Regions from separate parts of the Homo sapiens genome. Here region 2 is linked to region 1. A link is a contact called in ENCODE Hi-C data. All regions are on one chromosome and are shown on one strand. Each heading gives the region's core, a stretch centred on a gene start or an enhancer-like site at or near the end of the contact. The rest is flanking DNA. Distances are from core to core; before and after follow the strand shown. Region 1 holds the start of AMACR (alpha-methylacyl-CoA racemase). Region 2 holds the start of C5orf22 (chromosome 5 open reading frame 22).

Evidence for each region. Hi-C counts contacts between places; a loop is a spot of excess contacts on that map. Pooled maps may share reads with other maps.
Region 2: a loop to region 1 is called in a map of CD8-positive, alpha-beta T cell, with 9 times the contacts of the local background. The contact joins the promoter of C5orf22 here to the promoter of AMACR in region 1. A Hi-C loop is called at or near these places in 2 of 168 maps with a recorded cell type or tissue (CD8-positive, alpha-beta T cell and naive thymus-derived CD4-positive, alpha-beta T cell) and 12 of 50 pooled maps.

The regions. Positions count from the first base shown.
Region 1 is chr5:34,004,451-34,011,016 of GRCh38, reverse strand. It overlaps AMACR (alpha-methylacyl-CoA racemase), which reads left to right and starts at 2,967. Exons shown (of 5, transcript NM_014324.6): 1 at 2,967-3,244; 2 at 5,118-5,261; 3 at 6,283-6,443. The coding sequence starts at 2,998. C1QTNF3-AMACR (C1QTNF3-AMACR readthrough (NMD candidate)) reads left to right here. Exons shown (of 9, transcript NR_037951.1): 7 at 5,118-5,261. RefSeq lists a silencer at 2,751-2,830.
Region 2 is chr5:31,528,702-31,535,267 of GRCh38, reverse strand. C5orf22 (chromosome 5 open reading frame 22) reads right to left here and starts at 2,967. Exons shown (of 9, transcript NM_018356.3): 1 at 2,795-2,967; 2 at 851-996. The coding sequence starts at 2,875. DROSHA (drosha ribonuclease III) reads left to right here and starts at 3,175. Exons shown (of 36, transcript NM_001382508.1): 1 at 3,175-3,278; 2 at 3,743-3,818; 3 at 4,344-4,470; 4 at 6,163-6,228. The coding sequence starts at 6,209. RefSeq lists enhancers at 2,746-2,795, 2,846-2,895, 2,926-3,095.

The sequences.
Region 1 (6,566 bases), core at 1,718-4,217:
TTGTAGAGATGGGGTCTCACTGTGTTGCCCAGGCTGGTTTCGAACTTCTGGCCTCAAGTGATCCTGCTGCATCAACCCCCCAAAATGCTGGGATCACAGGTGTGAGCCACTGCATCTGGCCACTATTTTGAAATATACCATATACTGTTGTTAACTATAGTCACCCAACTGTGCCATCAAATACTATTATTTAGCTATTATTTATTCCTTCTAACTACATGTTCATACCCATTATCCAATCTCTTTTCATCTCTGCCCCCCCATCATTCTACTCTTTATGAGATTAAATTTTTAACTCCCACATCTGAGTGAGAACGTGTGATACTTTTCTTTCTGTGTCTAGTTTATTTCACTTGACATAATGACCTCGAGTTCCATCCATGTTGCTGCAGATGACAGGATTTCATCCTTTTTTTATGACCAAACAATATTTCATTGTGTATATGTACACATTCTCTTTGTCCATTCATCCAGTAATGGACACTCAAGTTGATTCCATATTTTGGCTATTGTGAATAGTGCTGCAATAAACATGTGGGTACAGGTGTTCCTTTGACATACTGATTTCTCTTAAGATTTTTATCAAGACAATATGTGCACAGCTGAACATAGACCCTTATCAGGAGTTTTTGATTTTGCCTTTTGCCTTGTGATCTTTATTGGCCTCAGAAGCATGTGATCTTTGTTCTTCTTGTTTGCCCTTTGAAGCATGTGATCTTTGTGACCTACTCCCTGTTCTTAAACCTCCTCCCCTTTTGAAATCCTTAATAAAAACTTGCTGGTTTTGCGGCTCAGGTGGGCATCACGGACCTACCAATATGTGATGTCACCCCTGGTGGCCCAGCTGTAAAATTCTTCTCTTTGTACTCTTTCCCTTTATTTCTCAGACTGGCCGACACTTAGGGAAAATAGAAAGAACCTATGTTGAAATATTGGGGGCGGGTTCCCCCGATACTTTTGGACATATATCCAGTAGTGGGACTGCTGGATCATATAGAAGTTCTATTTTTAGTTTTCTCACAAACCTCCATACTGTTTTCCATAATGGCTAAACTAATTTACATTCCTACCAACAGTATATATAAGTTCCTCTTCTCTGCGTCTTTGCCAGCATTTGTTATTTTTTGTCTTTTTGATAATAGCCAGTCTAACTGAAGTAAGATGATATCTCATTGTGGTTTTGATTTGCATTTCCCTGATGATTAGTGATGTTGAGCATTTTTTCATATACCTGTTGGCCATTTGTATGCCTTTTGAGAAATGTCTGTTCAGATCCTGTGCCCACTTTTTAATGAGATTATTTCATTTTTTGCTGTTGAGTTGTTTGAGTTTCTTGTATAGTCTGCATATTAGTCACTTGTTGGATGAATAATTTGCAAAATATTTTCTTCTATTCAATAAGTTGTTTATTCTGTTGTTTCTTCTGTTGTGCAGAAGATTTTTAGTTTAATATAGTCCCATTTGCCTATTTTTTGTTTTTGTTGCCTATGCTTTTGAAGTCTTAGTCATAAAATCTGTGCCTAGGTCAATGTCCTGAAGTGTTTTATCTGTTTTCTTATAGTAGTTTTATAGTTTTGGGTTGTATGTCTTAAGTTTTTTAATCCATTCTGAGTTGATTTTTGTGTATGGTGAGGGATAGGGGTCTAGTTTCATTCTTCTGCATATGGATTTCCAGTTTTTCCAGCACTACTTATTGAATAGAATGTCCTTAATATATGTTCTTGGTGTTTTTATTGATAATCAGCTGGCTGTAAATATATGGATTTATTTTGGGGTTCTTTATTCTGTTCCATTGGTCTTTGTGTCTATTTTATGCCAATAGAATGCTGTTTTGGTTACTACACCTTGGTAGTATAATTTGAATTCTGGTAGTGTGTTGCTTCCTGCTTTGTTCTTTTTGTTCAGTGTTGCTTTGGCTATTCAGGACCTTTTGTGGTTTTATACAATTTTTTTTTCTATTTCTATGAAGAGAAAGCCACAGAGTCCTAAAATAATTCTAAAACTCATCATGACTTTCTTGCCTAAAAGATCTTGATTTCAATCGTGCCTAGTTTTGCTTTAATCACTTGCTTGAGAAATACATAAATCCCCACTTAAGATTAGTGCAGGCATATCTCTGGCACCCATTTCTGGTTCTATTAAAATTCCTAGAGATGTCAAAAATTACATTAGGCCACCTGACAGGCTATACCTAGAAGAGAAAAAATGATTTGTAAAAGCAGTGGGGCTATTTGCGATTGCTTTTTTTTTTTCTTAAATATCACCTATTAGGTTGAAAACCTGAAATTGCAGCTTTCTGTAGAAATGGCGGAAGACAAACTAACATTTTTAAAGCGCTCTCATTTAGCTCTGATGAGTACTACACCCCTGATATTCTTCTGATACTAAAATAATTTTCCTAGTGTAGTCTAAACTTTTTTAAAAAGACATGTAATCCGCGGAGTTTGTAACTCAAAACGAGTGCATCTAGGAGGTATCGCAAGCCGTTTCTGGATTAAATTCCCAGCTAGCTAGCTAGCTAAGCAGGGGCGGTGAAGAAGACAATCTGCAGCCTAGGGAAGAAAACGCTTTCGCATTGTTCTTACGTGTTTACGTTATTTTATTTCCCTAGAGCAAGGCAGGAGTAGGGACTCGAATGGTACAGTTGGGCTGGGGATCGCCCTGGTACAATAAAAGCGTCCAGAGAGGACGGTAACAGGCAGGAGCTCCAAAGGTCAGTCCCTGCAATTTAAGACTCAGGAATTTAGGTTGCACAAAAAGGAAAGCAACCTACTGCATTTGGCACTGGCGGTCCCGGGAGGCCGGGGGTGGGGAAGCGCCCAGTGCGCAGACTCCGCGGGCTTGCGCAGGCCCGCAAAAGAGGGACGGGGGTGGTGCCTTTGGGGCGCGGCGCCGCGGCTGGGGGCGTGGCGCCGGGGATTGGGAGGGCTTCTTGCAGGCTGCTGGGCTGGGGCTAAGGGCTGCTCAGTTTCCTTCAGCGGGGCACTGGGAAGCGCCATGGCACTGCAGGGCATCTCGGTCGTGGAGCTGTCCGGCCTGGCCCCGGGCCCGTTCTGTGCTATGGTCCTGGCTGACTTCGGGGCGCGTGTGGTACGCGTGGACCGGCCCGGCTCCCGCTACGACGTGAGCCGCTTGGGCCGGGGCAAGCGCTCGCTAGTGCTGGACCTGAAGCAGCCGCGGGGAGCCGCCGTGCTGCGGCGTCTGTGCAAGCGGTCGGATGTGCTGCTGGAGCCCTTCCGCCGCGGTGAGCCCGGGCCCCGCGGGCTGCTCTCGGGAAGTTCCCGCGGAGGGGAGGGGCCTGGCCGTTCGATCGAGGCTGCACCCGCCACACCTTTGCCCTGTTGCCGCAAGAACCCTTGTCGGCCCCAGCCTTCCAGATTTTTGCCTCCTAGGGTATTGTTAGTGATCATTCTTCCCAAACTGGATTGTCCAAAACTTGGGTTCTGAGATACTGCTGTTGCCCGGTTTCTCCTTTTGCCTCTCTGACTCCTTCCCAAATTCCTCCTTTTTTTTCTAAGAAACGTTCCGTATTTGCCTTTCTTAATTAATTGAGGGTCTTGAACCCTGTGAGAATCTAATGAAAGCCATAGGATTCCCTTCCTGGAAAACTGCATATAGGCGGTCATTCGGCTACCGTTTTGGAGTGCTGTACCCTCAAGCCATCCACGGGCCCAGGCTAACGCTCCTCCCTGCCTGAAATGCTGGCGTTCTAAGTCTCAGCATCTGCTCCCTGAAGCCCAGTTACCCATTCCCATCATTTTCACCTTTTTGTAGACTTCCCCCTTTCAGAGCGGCAGACGCTGGCATACACAGGTCCTGGGCATCGCCGTCAAGGCTGCCCGCCAGGCAGCTTCCACAAATCCCAAAATGAGCCTTTCCTTCTTCCTTCTAAAACAGCATCTCCACCTTCTGTATTATTTATTTCAGTGAATGCCTGAATCTCAAACTTGTACTTCATCATGGACTCCAGTCTTCCTTTCACATCCAATTTCAATGATCATCAATACAGTCATTTTGCTCCTTAGCCCACTCGGACTATTTCTCTCCATACCTGCTGCAACTGCCTTGACACTGGTGTGACAGCCTTTTAAAAACTGGTGTTTGGGGCTGGTATCACTCCAGTGGATTCTCAGACAGCTGCCAGAATAACTTTGTTCAAGTAGAAATCCAAAGCATTGCCTGGTCTATAGTGGGAAATCGGTAAATGGTGAATGAATGAATGCCTACGGCACAGCCGGCTTATTTAAATGCGTTAACTCATTTAACCCTCACAGCTGTATTTGAGGCTTGTAACAATAATGATTTAATAATTAAGATTATGTAATAATTTAAGAATGCTCCATTTAAGATGAGGGAGGCTTGTCCAAGGTCTTGTAATTAGGAGGAAGGTCGGCTGGGAATACGGATATAGCCTCCGGGTGAGGAGTTGTGACTGGTGTTTAGGTAGATGACTAGAGGTTTTCTGTGATTTATTTTAGCCTTAGGAAGGTAAAGATAGTGAGTTTATTATGTAATTTTGATTACTTTTAATCCCAGGAAATTTCAGGTGCTGGTTACCTGGGGTTTGTGCTATAAATACTATACTTGTTGATAGCTTAAAAACTCTCAGGTGCTATTGTCACTAACCACTCTTTCTACAGATGGGTGCTAAACTTTTTCGTGAAGGTACTGATGCTAGGCACTTTAGCGCCTGTGGAAACATCAGGTGTAAATTCTGCAGGAGGAGCTCATGAGCTGATAGGGAAGATAAGTGTATGCATGTACAAGCAAGTGCAGCTAAGGTGGGATGTGGTAAACACTGATGCGGTATAGAAAAAGAGAAAAGGGATTTACTAAAGGGATGAGACCCTGCTCTGGGGATTGAATAAATAGGCTTGGATAAACCTAGAGGGAAACAGAGATGTACTGGGAGAAATTACATCCTGGGAAGAAGCCACACATTCCAGAAATGGTGGCTTCACTCTTTGAGTCCTTAACTGCTGTAAACATGCCATTAGCCTACAGCAAATGTTATTAATATTACTTGCAATGGTGCTATTTTATGTTTGTCTCAGAGAAGGGATTATCTCCATCCTCAATTCATACTCTCTTAAGAAGATCGTTACTTTTCTCTTAAGGTGTCATGGAGAAACTCCAGCTGGGCCCAGAGATTCTGCAGCGGGAAAATCCAAGGCTTATTTATGCCAGGCTGAGTGGATTTGGCCAGTCAGGAAGCTTCTGCCGGTTAGCTGGCCACGATATCAACTATTTGGCTTTGTCAGGTATGTTGAAAAAAAATTTAGTCTACACTTTTAATTTATTCCATCAAGATCTACAGGTATGTTGATTAACAATAATTTGTAAAGGTAAAAATTTAAACATTTATCAGAATCAATCAAGAGAGCATGGGTGTTCAAAATGGATCGGTTTGAGTCTTGAAACAATCATTCTCAACCTTCCCTCACCCCATCCCTTAACAGGTTGGAAGGTTAATACATGCCCACTACTATCATTTATTTACTACATTTGTTGAGTCAATTCTCAGACAAACCCCTGCTAGGAATTAAGAGGCTTACTGGGTACTACGGATGGTTGCTCTGTGGTTTGAAAATGTTGACATAGTTAGATTCTGACAGCTACTTCTCCCCCGGACCCCGAAATCTCCACCCACCATATTGAGAATCATTGCCTGAGTCATTGTTTCAGACTTCTATGAGCACTAAAAAAAGCCCATGGTTTTCAGGTCCTAATATCACTTTATTAGAGTTTTTGCCTGTGACGACATGTGAGATAGGCCTGATTCCAGAATTCTAAGAACCATGTGTTGTTGACTATAGGACATTTCAGATTTTCTGTGAGTACACATTTAAAAGTTGAGGAAAGAAGTGGGTATAGAATTGTCTCTTCACATCTACTTAAAAATTAAATTCCTTTTTTTTCTTGTCTGCAAGTATTTTCTTACATTTCTTTATGCTAAGAATGAAAGTGCATTTACTGTTTTAAAACCACAAAATAAATAATCATTTTCTTTTCCAAAAGTAAGTGAGTAAAAACTTAGCAATATTTGAAAATGTTGGTTGGAATAGGTTTTAGAGAGGAAAACAACAAAACAAGGATCCTGTCTTGAGGGAAAGCCTGTTTATGAGTTTACTGACTAAGCTCAGATTTGGAAAAGTGATGTATACTAGCTTTCACTTAGATTATCTGCTGGAGAGATTGATTATTCCTCTAAGATGCTCACATATTTATTTTAAGAAGAGATTAAATTTAAAAGAGACATTAAATTTGTTTTTAATGATGTAGGTGTTCTCTCAAAAATTGGCAGAAGTGGTGAGAATCCGTATGCCCCGCTGAATCTCCTGGCTGACTTTGCTGGTGGTGGCCTTATGTGTGCACTGGGCATTATAATGGCTCTTTTTGACCGCACACGCACTGGCAAGGGTCAGGTCATTGATGCAAATATGGTAAGTATTAATTGGGGTAGATGCCTGCCACTTGTCCCTAAGTTTAAGATATAGCTGCTTAAAATCCTTTTTTTGAAGAAGAAGACAAGAGATAAATGACATTTGAAGTTTCAAGCCAGGTTA
Region 2 (6,566 bases), core at 1,718-4,217, 2.5 Mb after region 1:
AGCACTTGTGATTGAACTTTGAGGTGAACACCATTTATCTTGAAAGGAGTGGTCAAGAAACTATGGTTATTCACACTTGATACTGAATTGCTGAATTCTACATTTCAAATAAGCTTTAATAAACTACTACTTTTCAAGTTTTGGCGCACTATCAAAGAATATTCACAATTATCTAAAAAGGCTATCAAAATATTCTTTCCTTTTCCAATTACATGCCTGTGAAAGCCTGAATCTTCATCATATATTTCAACCAAAACAGCATATGGCAATGGACTAAATGCAGAAATAGACGTGAGAATCCAATGGTCTCTATAAAGGCAAATATTAAAAGGATTAAACATTGGCTAGGCTGTTTTTGTAAACAAAGTTTTTTTGGTTTGTTTCTTTTAAGAGATGGGGTCTGGTTATGTTGCCCAGTCTGGAGTGCAGCAGCTATCCACAGGCTTTGATCACAGCCTGGAACTGCTGGCCTCAAGTGATCTTCCCACCTTAGCTTCCTGAGTAGCTGGGACTACAGGCTCATCCACCATGCCCAGCTTGTAAATAAAGCTTTATTGGAACACAGCTACTGTCATTTGTTTACACAGTGCTTGTGATTGCTTTCACACTACAAAGGCAAAGATTAATAGTTGCAACAGAGACCATATAGCCAGCAAACCTAAAATATTTGCTAATCTGGCTCTTTAAGAAAGTTGTCAACACTTGTTCTAAATAAAATGAAAAAGACAAAAAGACAAACAAAAAACCCCCAAACCCATGAGTTTAGCAAAGTCTATTTCCTATAATTGCTTATTATCTACTGCAAATTGTACTTCAAACACAAAAGACCATAAATAAAATCACATATTACCCAAAGAGTGTTTCCTTATCAAACACGGTGTCTGCTGGCATATTCACAGGAATAAGGAGGTCTGGATGTGAGTCGAAATGTAAAAAACTTACATTACTGGCAGGAAGATGCTTTGAGCCTATGGCCCGGTATATAAAGGGTAGAACCTGTAAAAGACACAGGCACACAATAAGAATTAACACTGAAACCATGAGCACACACTCAACTGCAGACTGAAAAACAATGCTAAATAATGCACATAATTGAAAGCATACTATGTTGCTGTAAAGTGGAAAAACATAAAATTTGTTTACTGTAGATGGTGCAGATGATAATCTCAAGCATTACTTTGTCCTCAGAACTTCCAACCTGCATCTCCAGCGGCCTTCCTGCTGCCCCCTTGAACTCAACAGGTCATGTGGGGAAACAGACCAGGACTGGGGCTCAGGAACAAACTACCGCTTAATGCCTGTTCTAACATTAACTAGGTGTTCAAGGTACCCTAGGTCTCAAAGTATTCTTTTTTTTCCTTTAAAAAGGGATAGGGGCTTGTCAGTTGCCCAGCCTGGAAAGCAGTGGTGTGATCATGGCTCACTGCAGCCTTGGACTCCTGGGTTCACACGATCCTCCCACCTCAGTCTCCTGAGTAGCTGGGATTACAGGCACGCACCACTACGCCCAGCTAATTTTTTCACTTCTATTTTTGTAGAGATGGGATTTCGCTCTGCTGTCCAGGCTGGTTAGGGTCTTTTTGGTACACTTAGAATGGTGGGGTTGGGCTAGGTGGTCTATAAAGGCCATTTCTCCTCTTACATCTTCTCTAATTCTAGGTTTAATACCTAATTTGAAAGCACCGTCTAACCTAGGCTTTCTCATTCTCTCAAGGTCATAGACACTATATCCAGGTCCTGAGAAACCTATCTTCCTCTCCTATTAGCTGTCACCAACAGTAAATCCCTCTTCTTTTTTAACGTCCAGAGAACTGCCTCCCATCCCAAGCCTACTGATGCTACTTTAAAACATATTTATTAGATCCATGGGCCTCCTTTGTTGACTTGGAAAAGTCTAGATTAAGACACCAATTTGGCTACTGTAAATCAGCACGGCCATAAACATGGAAACCCCTTTTAGTGTTTATCTATGCAGGGCACCGTGTTAAATTTTTTTTTTTTTTTACGCAATATGGGCCGTGCGCAGTAGCTCACGCCTGCAATCCCAGCACTTTGGGAGGCCGGCGGGGGCCGATCACGTGAGGTCAGACTTTCAGACCATCCTGGCTAACGTGGCGAAGCCCCGTCTCTACTAAAAATACAAAAATTAGCTGGGTACGGTGATGCGTGCCTGTGATCCCAGCTACTCAGGAGGCTGAGACAGAAGAATCGCTCGAACCCAGGAGGCGGAGGTTGCAGTGAGCCGAGATCGCGCCACTGCACTCCAGTCTGGGTAACAGAGAGAGACTCCGTCTCAAAAAAGAAAAAAAAAAGATTTTTAAACACAGTATGCACACAATAATACTCCTAAGAGCCCTGTGAGTCCTACGATTACTGTCCCCATTTCAGATCAGAGCCCACGTTCCAAGCATAAAGCCTCCCATCTAAACAGCAGGGCTGTGGTGGCGATTCCAGGAGATACTTGGAAGCCAGAGTTAACTGCAGGTTAAGAACACAGGGCTCTGCAGCCAGACTGTCCGGTTTCGAATCCCGATGCCACCTTTTGTTTGGTTCTGGGATTTGGGGGCAAACCGAGGTAAATAAGTTGCCCCGACTCGTAGGAAGCGCCCATAAATGTCAGTTCTCATTCTTCCTAGTTAGCTGTTTTGGGGTCCTCTCCACAGCAACGGAATAGGGCAGTTTAACTCTGGTTAACTCTCTGGCCTCCGATGCTAAGGTTGCGCCCTCTGCTTGGCCCTCTGAGCGTCAGGGCTTCCGCTGATTCTGCCCCAGAGCCCTGTTGCCGTCCGCTCACCTCCTGATGATCCTCCACCACCCACACTGGGAGCTTGGGGTAACGCCGGAGACCAGCGCGCCCTCCCGCGGAGTCACTCATGTTTTTGCGCCCGTCAGTTTTGCAGTAAAGCGGTGGCAGCTGGAGAAGACCCGGGAAAGCCGGCGCCTCATCCCGGCCAGCTCTCTCCGGGCGGAAGCGCTCCCTCACCCGGTTGCGTTTTCGGATTGGAGGACGTAGGGGGAGGGGGCGCGGGCTCCAAAGGGTCTTTTGCTGACGATTGGTCTAGACGTCCATCGCTTTCGTTGACGCGCCAATCACCGCGCACAAGGCCCTGCGGTGGGCTGAAGAGTTTTCCCTCCCTTGGCCCAGCTTTCTCAGGTTTGCTTTTTAATTCCCTCGGTTTCCTGTTCCGGAGGCGCGGGCGGTGCCACTGTCTTGGTACCTGCGGTAGTAGCCTGGCTTTGCTCTGACGGCGATCTCGCGGCCCGAGAGCCTTTTATAGGTAAAAGGGGTACCTTGCAAGTGTTAGAAGAGAGTTTCCGAGTGTCAGGATTTAAACGGGGCTGGAGTCTCCGGGGCTGGGGTGAAAAGCGTCCGGGAATTGGGGTCGGGCAGCCCCACTTCAGATCTGCAGCTAAGGGCAAAAGAGCGACGCTAGGCCTGGATCCCGCAAATAAGTGGAAGTGAAAAAGGAGACCTTTCATTCATTTGTGGAGCACACACTATGGTCCAGGCCTGGGGCCGCCCGGCTCTCGGAGGGGAGTGAGATCCTGAGCTCAGCGCCTGCCTCGTGGGGCGTACCGTCTGGCGGGAGATGCAAACAGTAAATGTGCAGTTATGGATCAGGATGAAGGTGACTGCCCTGCAGATCCACCTGGGGAAAGAGGGAGTTCTCAATAAAAATGTAGTCACACTTTAAAATTCTTTTTACATGCACTGACGTTCTGGCCGTGTTAACTATTCAAGACAGCTCCTTCAGTGTCTCTGTTTCCAAACCGCAACCGAGAAGAGACAGACGGAGAAAAGAGAGTTACTTTTCCAGGTGCAGTGAATTCCTTGACTTTTGAATTAAAGTCTGCATCCACAACACAGCCGGACTATGCCTTCAATAGGTCAATTTCATGATTAGTATTTTTAGATTTTCTAACTACTGAAACATCCATGAGGATCTGGCAGTGAATGTTCAGCTCTTGTTACACACTGTACAAGAGTGTTCGTGACCCTGACTTTTGCCCACCTCTAGGTGCGGCACACACCTTTGTGTTCCCCTAAGCCCTGCACATACCTCTTTTTTGTGTGTTTATTGCATTATTTTGTATTTTTAAAACACTTACTTGTACGTGGGTTCTGAGTTCCTTGAATCCTACAGGCTGTGTGTCTTATTATCTCTGAGTCTACAGGGCCTGGGACAGTGCTTCCCATTTATGGGCTCATTAAATATTGCATGACTCAGTGAAAAGGCCTGCTTTCTGTTGCGGAGGTACATGGAAGGGAAATGTACAGTAGCAACATGGAAACATACTATTGGTGAGAGAGTAAACATTTATTGACCACCTACTGTGTGTAGGTTGCTTTTCCCGGGGATGTGAAGGATACAGAAATGACTGTGAATCAACCCATATCATCAAGGAGCTGATAATCTAGTGGAAGAGTTAGACGTGTGCATACTTCACTATGATATGAGGCAGTCTCTGGTAAGTGCTGTAAAAGGATTAAGTATAGACTAAGTCTAGAGGGAATGGGATTACCTAAGGGAATCAGGAAGGGCTTCATAGAGGAGGTGGCATTTAAGATTGATAGATGGATAGAAAATCACTGGGCAGATTCATACGTTGGGAGATTTTTTTTTTTTTTTTTTTTTGAGCTAGAGTTTCGCTCTTGTTGCCCAGGCTGGAGTGCAATGGCGCGATCTGAACTCACTGCAACCTCTGCCTAGGGTGGGAGATTTTAGAGAGGAGAACGGGAGCAAAGAACTAGCTGGTTCTTTGTACTCGAATGGTAATCTGTTGGGAAAACATGGGGTAGTAGGGTCTTTCTGGGGAAGGTACTGGAGAACAAGCCTGGGTCCAGAGTCAATAGAGCCTTAAATGCCAAGCACAGAGGTTGAACTTGATTCTGTTGGCAGTGAGTAGCCTATGGTGGCAGGAGCACCTGTCCGGGCCCCAGGTTTATCATGAGGGTACTGGACTGGATAATAGTAATAAGGAGTCAGGCGCAGTGACTCACGCCTGTAGTTCCAGCTATTTTGGAGGCTGAGGTGAGAGGATTGCTTGAGCCCAGGAGTAAGAGACAGCAGTGAGCTATGATTGCACCACTGCACTCCAGCTTAGGGACAGAGTAGACTTTGTGTCTTAAAAAAAAAATCAGATATTATTTGGTGCCTATTATTTATTAAGCACACTGACTGCTAGCATAATCTGAAATTATTTTCATGAGCCATTTGAAAGTCTACATAGTAAAGTTCTATTGATGAGACTTTTAGAAAGACTTTCAGAAAATGTTTCTATGTTACAGCTTTTTGTACTCAATATTTATGTGAGTTTTTAAAAAATGTTTTGCTGAAGTTCAAGTATTTGGAAAATCATTCATGTTTACAGTGTTTTTATGTGGGAGGAACTGAGAATGAAAATTAAGAATCATTAACTGGTGTGTTAACAAGATTCTGGTTATGTTTGAATTTGAATGCTGGTCTCACTGTGATTTTTGTGTTTGGTCTATGCCTACATGGTTTGTTTTTTTTTTTGTTTTTTTTTTTTTGTTTGTTTTTTTGAGACTGTCGCCCAGGCTGGAATGCAGTGGCGCCATCTCGGCTCACTGCAAGCTCTGCCTCCCAGGTTCATGTCATTCTCCTGCCTCAGCCTCCCGAGTAGCTGGGACTACAGGCGCCCACCACCACGCCCGGCTAAGTTTTTGTATTTTTAGTAGAGACAGGATTTCACTGTGTTAGCCAGGATGGTCTCCACCTCCTGCCCTCGTGATCCACCTGCCTCGACCTCCCAAAGTGCTGGGATTACAGGCGTGAACTACCATGCCCGGCCTATGCCTACCTGTTTTTACCATGAAGGAAACGAGAGTATGAAGGGGGAGAGGGGAAATGATATTTTTCCCAAGTCTTTTAACAAATTAGAGATGATCTATGCCTATAAGTCTTTTTAGCTGCTGATAGTTTTGAGTTGGCAAAACTAGTAATAATGACATTTTAAAATTTAAGGACATTAAAAATTTAGTTGGAAACTTTAACACAGTTCAACATGCTTTTAATTTTGTTTGTAGGCTAAGTGTATTGGAAACTACAAAATTAGTGTTATGGTAATTGCAGAAATATTTTGTAGCATTGGCAGTTTGGGAAACATGTTTATGTCTGTTTTATTCTTTCTGTTTTTTAGAGCTTATATTCTCTGTGGAAGATGTGACATATCCAGGCGGAACATCATGATGCAGGGAAACACATGGTGAGTGCCGTGATGGGAATGGCAATAGTTTGGGAGAACCGAGAGAGGAGCAGACATTGGTGCTGGGCTATAGAGGGTGGAAAGGATTTAGATACATGGGGAGAGGGGATAATGTGCTCATTCTTTCAACAGTGGGCACAATACAATAGAGGGCCATGCCCAGGGCTGGGAAGCCAGACCAGAACAGTTAATAGAAATCCCAGAGCGCTGCCCTGACAGCGCTTGCAGTTCCGAGGTGCAGGCAGACATTAAAGGTGGAATTAGGTCCTTAGAAGGTGGATTGTAATTATTGTAGGACCTGCTAAGAAGCAGCACAGAGTGTTGTGAGAGCAAGGAAC